Linked DNA regions of Homo sapiens: region 1 is linked to region 2. A link is a contact called in ENCODE Hi-C or POLR2A ChIA-PET data. All regions are on one chromosome and are shown on one strand. Each heading gives the region's core, a stretch centred on a gene start or an enhancer-like site at or near the end of the contact. The rest is flanking DNA. Distances are from core to core; before and after follow the strand shown. Region 1 overlaps LCT (lactase). Region 2 overlaps R3HDM1 (R3H domain containing 1).

Region 1 (5,254 bases), core at 334-2,833, 100 kb before region 2:
GCCTCCAAGTAGCTGGGATTACAGGCGCGTACCTCCACGCCTGGCTAATTTTTTTTTTTTTTTTTTTGTATTTTAGCAGAGACGGGGTTTCATCATGTTGGCCAGAATGGTCTCGGCTAATTTTGTGTTTTTAGTAGAGACAGGGTTTCTCCATGTTGGTCAGGCTGGTCTCTATCTCCTGACCTCAGATGATCCCCTTGCCTTGGCCTCCCAAAGTGCTGGGATTACAGGTGTGAGCCACTGCGCCCAGCCGATTGTCTTTTTCTTTATGATATCTATTTATCTAGAGACTTTTTCATCCATATCCTGTATTGTTTTTTAAATTTCTCTAAGTTAATTTTCACCTTTCTCTAGTACCTCCTTGAGTAGTTTAATAATCAACCTTCTGAATTCTTTATCTGGCAATTCAGAGATTTCTTCTTGGTTTGGATCCATAGCTGGAGAGTTAGTGCGACCTTTTGGGGGTCTTATAGAACCTTGTTTTGTCATATTACCAGAATTAACATTTCTGGTTCCTTCTCATTCAGGTAGACTGTTTCAGTGGAAAGATCTAGAACTCAAGGGCTGCCCCTCAGATCCTTTTGTCCCACAGGGTGATCCCTTGATGTGGTGCTCACCCCCTTTCCCTAAGGATGGGGCTTCCTGAGAGCCAGACTGCAGTGATTGCCATTGCCCTTCTGGGTCTATCCACCCAGCAGAATTACTGGGATCTGAACTGGTGCTGAGGAATGTCTGCAAAGAGTCCTGTGATGTGATCTGTCTTCAGGTCTCCCAGCCATGGATACCAGCACCTGCTCCAGTGCAGGTGGCAGGGGACTTAAGTGGATTCTGTGAGGGTCCTTGGTTGTAGTTTTCTTTCGTGCACTGGTTTTCTCAAACGCTGGTTATGCGAGCAGTGAAGTTGTCATGTGGACAGACTCAGGACCTCTGGTTAGCCAGGATGTTGCAGGCAGTGGAATTAGTTGTTGTTTTCTCTTTCTTTGGAGCAGGGTTCTTCTGTTATGAGTTGCTATAATGGCGTGAGTTGGTTGGTCTCCAGCCAGGAGGTGGCACTTTCAAGAGAGGAGGTGGCACTTTTGAGGTGCTTTCCCCTTCCACTGCCACCAGCTGCGGTAGTAGAAGGGGGATTACAAGGTTGCCCTACGTTGGCCAGGGTATTTGGGTTTCTCAGGTTATGGGCGGGGCCATAGAGCTCCCAAGAGTTTATGTCTTTTGTCTTCAGCTACCAGCAAAGGTAGAGAAAGACCATCAGGTTGGGGCAGCATTAGGCATATCTGAGCTCAGACTCTCCTCGGGTGAGGCTTGCTGTGGCCACTGTGGGGGAATAGGGGGCTGGTTCTCAGGCCAGTGGAGTTCTGTTCCCAGGGGTATTATGGCTTCCTCTGCTGTGTCATACAGGTTGCTAGGGAAGTTGGGAAAGCTGGCAGTCACAAGCCTCACCTAGCTCCCATGCAGCCAGCAAGGCCAGTCTCACTCCTGCTGTGCCCTGCCAACAGTGCGCAGGGCAGAGATCTCACCCCAGGCCACAAGCCTTCTCTCTGAGAAAGCAAACAGGGCTTTCAGGCCTTGCCCCTCCCCACCTGCCCACACTGTTGGCTGTGGCTTCTGTGCTTTTATCTGCACTTCTTGTTTGCCCCCAAGATTCTGCTCAGGAAAATTCATGCTTCTAGTTGAAATTAATAAGTTGAGCTAGAAGCTTCCTTAATCCTGCCCCTCCCTAATTCCACTGGCTTCCTTCTACAAGGACCCCTGTAGGATAAAGTCAGGAATGGCTTCCCTGGGCTCAAGCTGGGGACAGGGAGTGGCTACAGGGCTCTTCCCACTGCTTCTTCTACTTTTACATTTCACTTGGCTCCCTAAATCCACTTGCGCTCTAGGTAAGGTTAAATCCTTCTCCTATGATCTGGATGTTCAGGTCCCCAGAGAGGATGTGTGTTCAGAGGCAGACTTTCCCCTTCTCACACTTTGGGAACTCACAGTTTTGCAGCTGTCTCATGGAGTTTGCAGTAGCATTCTGCTTCTTTCAAAGGTCTGTGAATTCTTTTGGTTTTTCTGGTATGTTCCAGCAGTAGTTCTTGGAGCAACAGTTAACAATGTGAGTCTCCACACACTGTTCTGTCCATCCAAGTGGGAGCTGTACCTAAGTCCTGTCTCTTATCTGCCATTTTCAGAAAATCTCATTTTGTTCCTTTTCCATCAAGCATCTTTCCACACCAGTAGCTCTGACTGTGTCCAGGTTCTTTCTTTGAAAACCAGCCCCTCCACTCCCACTGTATCCTGAAACCCCCAGAGTCAGGCTCACCAAGGGGGCTGAGGAGACTCCAGAACACCCCTCTACTCCTTCTGATTCTCCCTCCCTCTTATGAGCCCTGGGGCTGTCCCTGGGAAGACCTCCACTAGTGCTTATGAAATGGCCCACATTCAATTCAGCTGAGTCAGATAAATCCAGGTGCTGATAAAACCAACATTTTTTTTTTCCCTGAAAGATCTGAGTGTAGGAAGTGTCTAAATTCTTGGTTCTTATTTGACATATGTGACTACAGGTGATCAGGCTTCTGTGGCCTCCCCCAGCAGGCACCCCTGTGGCAGGAGCTGTCCACCTCCTCGTCCATCACTGAAGAGAGAGGCCAGGCTCTTGGACACTTGAAGGAGGTGCCAGCCTGTCTGCTGCCTGTCTTCACACAAAGCAGGGCCCCTACAAATATTCGTGCCTGTGGCCTCACCCGTGGTCTGCAAGTGGCATTGACTAGACATGGGTGACTTGGGGGAGCCCATTCTCTGAAGACACAGCACTGGCGTCCATTGGAAGCCTGGAGCTGGGGACCCATAGCCTTTCATAGCTGGTGTAAGGAGCCATCTATTCAGAGTAGTGGAGGGCTGGGCTCCATGAGCAAGACCATTCTCTGCACAGGCAGAGAAATTGAAGGACGGAGAGCTGAGTGGCTTGTCCAATGCTATACAAGCACAGAGTGCAGGCAGCTAGAACCAGCGAAAGGAGGAGAATTTGAGGCAATTTGATTCTTCTGGGTTTAGTATGATTCTTAAGGCTAGACAAAACCTAAGGCTTTTCCTGGTCTAAGTCCTGTTTTGTGTTTCGTGTAAAGGGCCTCTTGAGATTTACAAAACAAGACCTCATCTTTAGTTTTTGAACTTGTAGAGGAGTTGCTTCCATCGCAGATCGCTCGTGGCCAGACTCTGGCTCCTTCTGGCTGAAGATGACGCCTTTTGGCTTCAGGAGGATCCTGAACTGGTTAAAGGAGGAATACAATGACCCTCCAATTTATGTCACAGAGAATGGAGTGTCCCAGCGGGAAGAAACAGACCTCAATGACACTGCAAGGATCTACTACCTTCGGACTTACATCAATGAGGCCCTCAAAGGTACGACGGGCCCGCCCTTCCCCAGCGTGCACCTTCCCCTGTTGGAAACATCTGCTATTTGCAGGAGTGTGATACAGCGTCCTTGGGCCACAGTAAGAAGAGAACGATAAGCCTTCTTGCTCCTGTGGGGGTTAAGCTTTGCTTTAGGGCCGCACTCTGAGTTTTTTTCCTTCCTATGTCTAAGCTCAGCAAGCAAGCCCAGTGGCCTGATGCCACCAAACCCTAGTTCCTGGCCTGAGTCACTTGCTCCCCTTGATCCTCCCTGATGTCGGAACAGCAGTGCCCTCCTGAGAATGGTCTGGGTAGGGCCCAGGAGGAGTAGGCTGTGTGGTTGCCTGTAGGGTCTCTTAGTCTCCGAGCAAAAGTTTGAGGCTCTTGGCTCAGCCCTAACAACTTGAGATGGGACCATGAGGATAAGAGAATGGAACAAATGCTGAGTAAAAGAGCAAGCAATGCACCAGCAAAGGAAATGATTAGAAAAATCCTACCCAGCTGAAATATATTCTATCTAAGGGCTATTTTCTACAGGGAGAAGCATTAACATTCTAAGGCACTGACCAAGATCATGGATAGAAGTGTAGGTGACCCAGGGAAATTAGTCCACCCATGTTCCCGACTCCCATTCAGGGCTGAGCCTTTCTAAAGATGCTGGTGGCTCTACATCTCCATCCACAGAGGACCCGCTAACAGTCACTGCATGCAAAGAAAGGGGCAGCTTTCTCACAGAGCTAAAGCCAAAGCTTACCGCCATCTGTGAAGGCGGTGGGGAGAGCAGTAGGCAGACCTGGCTTCCGAAGGCCTGGCAGGAAGCTGCCTTATGAGATAGGAAACTTATGCCTAGTCCTCTGTGTTTGAGCAGCTGTGCAGGACAAGGTGGACCTTCGAGGATACACAGTTTGGAGTGCGATGGACAATTTTGAGTGGGCCACAGGCTTTTCAGAGAGATTTGGTCTGCATTTTGTGAACTACAGTGACCCTTCTCTGCCAAGGATCCCCAAAGCATCAGCGAAGTTCTACGCCTCTGTGGTCCGATGCAATGGCTTCCCTGACCCCGCTACAGGGCCTCACGCTTGTCTCCACCAGCCAGGTGAGATGTGGCTCTGGGAGGGAATAAAGCCTAAGGGTGAAGGGCAGGTGGAAGGGCCTCTCTCAGTCTGTTTTCTTCTAGTTTATTACCCTCCTCTCTGCTGCCCCATCTCCTTCATTCATTCAACAAATGTTTATTTTCTTTGAATGCTCCAGACATTTCCTGGGGTGGAACAAAGGACACTTAGGGTCAATGTTACACCTAGAAACCAGAGCCCTGACCTGGGAATAAGCAGGTCTAGACTCTTCTTCCAGCCCTACCACTAACTTGCTGTGCACTCATAGATAAGAAACCAGGCACATGCTTCAGGGCAGTTATAAGGATCAAATAAAGGGACCATGAAAGTACAATGCCTGCACCATGTGGGTGCCCCGTATTTGTTAAATGTAAGAGTATAAATCACTACACAAATGTAAATGACAATTATCCAGTTTCAATTATACAGGCTGAGAATCCTTCATCTGAAAATTCAAAATCCAAAATACTCCAAAATCTGAAACTTTTTGAGCATGACTGGCATGACAACACAAATGGAAAATTCAACACCTGACCCCATGTGACAGGTCGCAGTCAAAACACAGTTAAAGCTTTGTTTCATGCACACAATTATTTAACATATTGTATAGAATTACCTTCACACCACGTGGATAAGTTGCATATAAAACATATATGAATTTCATATTTAGACCTGGGTCCCATCCCCAAAATATCTCATTATGTATATGCAAATATTCCAAAATCTTAAAAAATCCCAAATCTGAAACACTTCTGATCCCAAGCAAGCAT
Region 2 (5,500 bases), core at 1,108-3,607:
AAAATACAGATATAAGAGAAGTATTTTTCAAAAACAGAAACTCATTGAGAGGCTGAGGAAGCACCACAAATACTCGGTGTGATCAATTATGGATAAAGAGGTTTTTTCATGAAATGTTGCCTCTCCTATTCCTTAAAGGTACCTAAATAATTTAAATCCAAAGTATTACCATTATCACTCATTTTGGTGAGTTCACAAAAATGAAATAGCTAAAGCACCCTCTTCCCTTCTCCTTTAACATTTTTTGGTGAATAAAACAATTTACTAATAAATTTTGCTAATAAACACATGCCCACAAAAATGGTAAAAAAGAAAAAAAGAAACAAACAAACAAAAAAAACCTCTTTTATATCCACTAAAGAAGAAATGAATGTTCTGAAAAGGCAATGTTTTAGCAGTGAAAGTAACTTTTTTTCTTTTACATTTTATTCCTTCAACAGTATCTTTCTTCATCTATTCTGTTAGTGCTACAAAATCATACATAGGTTATCAGTGCAGATATGCTGTAGGGTATATTGGTTTGCTCAGTTTAAAACATATTCTTATTGGTGTAAAAACACTTAACACAAGATCTATCCTCACAGAGTTTTAAGTGTATAATACAATATTTATCTGTAGACAAAGTCTTGTACAGCACATCTCTTGAACTTATCTTGCAAAATCAAAATTTTATTTATTACATTTTATTTCTCTAAGCTGTTAGTAACTTCATTTTTAATAACGAGAGAAGTAAAACTTTACCAAAAGATATAGTTCAGATCGACAGACTTATTATCAACAATTATTTCAAAGGATAGCTGAGGCAAACAAAAAACTGAAAATGTCAAACTAGAAGCTTAGGAGAAATAAAATGAATACAAGAGAGGTATCACAAGTAGGACAAAAGGGACACTAGAGAAATACTAGGATACAAAAATGAGGAAAAACAGACTGTGGACAGAAAAAAGGGAAAAAGACTTAAAAGTAGGTTTTCTTTTTCATAATTTCATAAAGATTCTGTGAAACATTTTTTAAAGGTTCTTAAAAAAAGGCTATAGTCTTTTCAAGTTCCTGTCTGTATGCTACCCCTTTGAGAATATAGATCAAAGACAAAGGTATTATCGTTTTGAATTTCAAGATAAAAATAGTGAAAATGAAAGGGAAAATAGGAGAAGAACCGGTAAAAATGAGAGCATTTTGAAGATATCCAACTCACTTGCCCACTTTTGAAGGCTGCTGGTATCAAACTAATTTTCTCTCCACACTAAGGACTGAGAAAAATCTCATGAGTTGTTGTAAAATTAGTGTCCCTGACTAGTACTTTGCTCGCTTAAAGTGACAGTATATGTTGACTTGTATCAGGCTGTGCTCAATCTTCATAATGATAAGTAACAACACAATCCAATCCAAACACAAAGTTGCCTCAGTGAACTGAAAGGATGAGCTGAAAGTAGACATAATAATTCAAATTCTACCTTTCTACACAAGGAACCTCTGTAAGAAAACAATTTTGCTAAGCAACCCAAGCTAAGTAAGACATTTTTCAAAACAAAGACTCACTTTGTGTTCTTATAGGAATCTTATTCCTTATAATCTTGTAATAAAATGAAGGCTACTAGAGTCCATTTAGCATCTAAAACATAGTAAGACTGTATGGATCAAGACCCTGTAACCTAGAGTTTAAGATACACTTTCCATCTAAGATCTAGAAATTTATAAACTTGTTGATATGTAGTAATTTATAGTTTTATGTCAGGATACTGGATTTCAGATGAAAATCTACTAATAAACAGTGATAGACATCATGACTTCTCTGCTAATGTGTAAAGTTTTACTGGGCTATAGCTACTTGTGGACAGCTGAAGGCATGAATAAAAACCAGACTAAAGGGCTGGTTAGTGTAGGCCAGAGGGTTTCAATTCTTGGCTCCCACTAGAATCACCTGGAGGGCATCAAAAAATAATGTTGCTCAGGCTTAAGATCAGGGCCAGACCAATTAAATGAAGATATATAGGGTTGAAATTTCATAGTGTCTACATGTAAAATAAAAACAAATACATATTCTTATCCTTTTTAGAAGGACACTGTGAAGACAAATGAGATTCTAGAAATGTAAAAACTCTGCAGTATTTCTTTTTGAGAAGGAGTCTCGCTCTGTCATCCAGGATGGAGCGCAGTGGTGCCATCTCGGCTCACAGCAACCTCTGCCTCCTGGGTTCAAGTGTTTCTCCTACCTCAGCCTCTTGAGTAGCTGGGATTACAGGTGCCCGCCACCACACCTGGCTAATTTTTGTATTTTTAGTAGAGATGGTGTTTCACCATGTTGGCCAGGCTGGTCCCCAACTCTTGGTCTCAAGTGATCACCCGCCTCGGCCTCCCAAAGTGCTGGGATCACAGCCATGAGCCACCGTCCTTGGCCCTTCGCAGTATTTCTTGATAACAAAACACTATTTGAGGAGTGTTTACCATTTTCCTGACCCTGGGTAACATGATCATGAATTTCTTTGGCTTTCAGTTTCACAACAATGCTGTCCACTATGGTTTTTTAAAAACTTGGTTATCATATTGAGAAGCCAAGAGAAAGGAAAAAAAAAATCCCCCAAAACAGGAAGATAAACTCATTCATCATCTTATGAATCCACCAATCCAGCTGCCTTTCCATCTTTTTCATAACTTTGTCATCTATTTCGGATGTTATTTTAGGACTTTCTAGAGTGGCCTCACATACACATCTGTGAATTTCCTCTTTTTCTGGATGTACTGTATTGTTGATTCGTTAACACTGAACTGATGGCCAGTACCAACTCATGCTTGAACACACAGCAGAGCTTTCTTGTGCTTAGTAACACAAGACAGAAAATCAGCATTGTTTGGGAGCCATTTCAAACAAAAACCCAAAAAGTGTGAACAACGTGGCACTAAATAGACTGAAAAGGACAATTGTTTATAATAGAAGAACTGAAACAGGGAGGCAGCATGTGCCTTGTTTGACCTCAGATGGGAATGTGCTTGCCTGATGATTCAAACTTTTTTGCCACACTGAACGTGTCCACGAATGAAAAAGAAAGTACAATAAGTATCAATTTAGGGGTTACAAATAATTTCAGCAAATAGGCAGATTTGCAAATACAAAGTCTACAAATACTGAGAATCTGCTACACATATTTTTCTTTATGTAACTCTGAAAATTAATGTGATTTATTTTTCATTTCTCAGCTGAGTGTTCTTGTAAAAATGTAGACTTCAAATTCAGTGAGGTAAACAAAAAGATAACTTTTCTTAAACCCAAAAAGGTAGTGTCATTGAAAAGGTATTGGTTTGACGAGCCAGAAAAGAACAATGACGTAGATTCATGTTACACAGAAAACATATTAATCAGGAAAAAAGTCACACTAAAAAAATTCACATCTTACTACATTTAGTCTAATTGGGAGTAAGAGCCAAAATAAAAATATTTGTTGCTTTAAGGATAAACTAATGATTCTCTATGATTTCTTCAAGCTTTCATACTTGCTTTTTGGAGAAGTATTCACTCATTACAATGATCTGGAACAGAGCTCAGAAACAGGTTAAGTGCTAAAGACATGTGAACTATTAAAATGGATGTCACAAATCCTTCAAAGACACCATAACTGTTTTTCTTTTTTTGTTTGTTTTAAACACGAGAGCTACCCTTTTAATAAAATTTCAAGTGTACAACACAATATGACTATAGGCAAAATGTAGTATAGCAGATTTCCAGAGTTCATTCATCTTGCATAAAAGAAATGTTATATCCACTGAAGAGTAACTCTCCACTTCCCCCTCCCTGCAGCCCCTGGCAATGACCATTCTACTCTCTGCTTCTACAAGTTTGACTATTTTATTTTCTGTATTTTTGAGACAGAATTTTGCCCTGTTGCCTAGGCTAGAATGCAGTGGCACTATCTCGGCTCACTGCAACCTCTGCCTCCCAGGTTCAAGTGCTTCTTGTGCCTCAGCCTCCTGAGTAGCTGAGACTACCGGCACCACCATGCCCGGCTAGTTTTTTGTATTTTCAGTAGAGATGAAGTTTCACCATGTTGGCCAGGCTGGTGTACACTCCTGACCTCAGGTGATCCACCTGCCTTGGCCTCCCAAAGTGCTGGGATTACAGGTATGAGCCACTGCGCCCAGCCAAGTTTGACTATTTTAGAGGTCATACTGTGGAATAAGGCAGTATTTGTCCTGTGACTGGCTTATTTTACTCAACATAATGTCCTCAAGGTTCATCAACATTGTTACATATGGCAGGATTTCCATCTTTAAAGGCTAAATAATGTTCCATTACAGTACATATATAACCTTTTTTTCTTTCAGAGAGGGTCTGGCTCTGTCGCCTAAGCTGGAATACAGTGGCGTAATCATGGCTCACTATAGCCTTGACCTCCCAGGTTCAAGTTATCTTCCCACAACTCAGTTTCCTGAGTAGACTAGCTTCACAGGTATTTGTCACTATACCCAGCTACTTTTTAAATTTTTTGTAGAAATGGGGTCTCCCTGTGTTGCTCAGGCTGGTCTCAAACTCCTGGGCTCGAGCCATCCTCATGCCTTGGCCTCAAAAAGTGTTGGGATCACAGGAATGAGCCATACCACATTTTCTTTATCCACTCATCCACCAATTGACATTTAGGTTGTTTCCACATCTTGGCTATTGTGAATAATGCTGCAATGAATATGGAGATGTAAATCTCTCTTCGAGATACTGATTTCAATTCTTCTGCATAAATATCTAGAAGTATTTGGAATTGCTGGATCAAATGATAGTTCTATTTTTATTTTTTTTAGGAACTTCTGTACTGTTTTCTATAGCAGCTACACCATTTTACATTCCCAACAACAGTGTTACAAGGGTTCCCTTTTTTCCACATCCTTATCAATACTTAATAGCTTTTGATTTTTTTGATAACAGCCATTTTAACAGGTGTGAGGTGATATCTCATTACGGTTGTGATTTGCATTCCTCTAATGATTAGTGATATCAAGCATCCTTTCTCTGGCCTGTTTGCCATTTGTATGTCTTCTCTGGATAAATTTCTATTCAACTCTTTAACCCTTTTTTTTTCTGAATTACAGGATTTCCTTAATATTTTGGATATCAGATATACAGCTGGCAAATTTGCAGTTTCCATATACAAAGTTCTAGACATGTAATTCCTTCCACCAGTCCTGGAAGGTATTTCTGTCTTACAAATGAGAAAACAAAAGTACAAATAAATAACTTGTCCAAGGTCACACTGGCTTGAAGACAGGTTTTTATGATTCCAAAGCCCATTTTTCTAACCATATCATGCCACCTAATAACTAATATTTAAAGGCATGAGTTTTAGTTATCTGAAAAATTAGCTTATTGGACCAGCATATTCCCTGGTATCAGATCAGTGGGATTCCATGATGAAGAGTCTCAATGAATATAGCATGTATTTAGAGAAATTTCTCAGATAAATATCTGAGAAAACAGCAGAAGACTAACCAATTAGTCATCAGTTACAAGTACAGTGTG

The links. Hi-C counts contacts between places; a loop is a spot of excess contacts on that map. ChIA-PET counts read pairs that join two places held with the same protein, here RNA polymerase II (POLR2A). Pooled maps may share reads with other maps.
Region 1: a pooled map shows a loop between it and region 2 (2.5-fold over the local background). The contact joins two enhancer-like sites. A Hi-C loop is called at or near these places in 1 of 168 maps with a recorded cell type or tissue (breast epithelium) and 1 of 50 pooled maps. POLR2A ChIA-PET finds 5 or more read pairs at or near these places in 3 of 52 experiments (GM12878, OCI-LY7 and activated naive CD8-positive, alpha-beta T cell).

What each region holds. Positions count from the first base shown.
Region 1 is chr2:135,788,785-135,794,038 of GRCh38, reverse strand. It overlaps LCT (lactase), which reads left to right. Exons shown (of 17, transcript NM_002299.4): 15 at 3,158-3,381; 16 at 4,241-4,468. Among named protein-coding and RNA genes, the nearest start is that of LCT-AS1, 29 kb to the left of the region's middle. Within about 2 kb of position 1,583, at least 2 of the 41 ENCODE cell types and tissues checked have a DNase peak (open chromatin) inside an H3K27ac peak, as active enhancers do; they include GM12878, where a contact is called at or near this core.
Region 2 is chr2:135,685,553-135,691,052 of GRCh38, reverse strand. All of the region lies in intron 21 of R3HDM1 (R3H domain containing 1), which reads right to left. Among named protein-coding and RNA genes, the nearest start is that of MIR128-1, 23 kb to the right of the region's middle. Within about 2 kb of position 2,357, at least 2 of the 41 ENCODE cell types and tissues checked have a DNase peak (open chromatin) inside an H3K27ac peak, as active enhancers do; they include GM12878, where a contact is called at or near this core.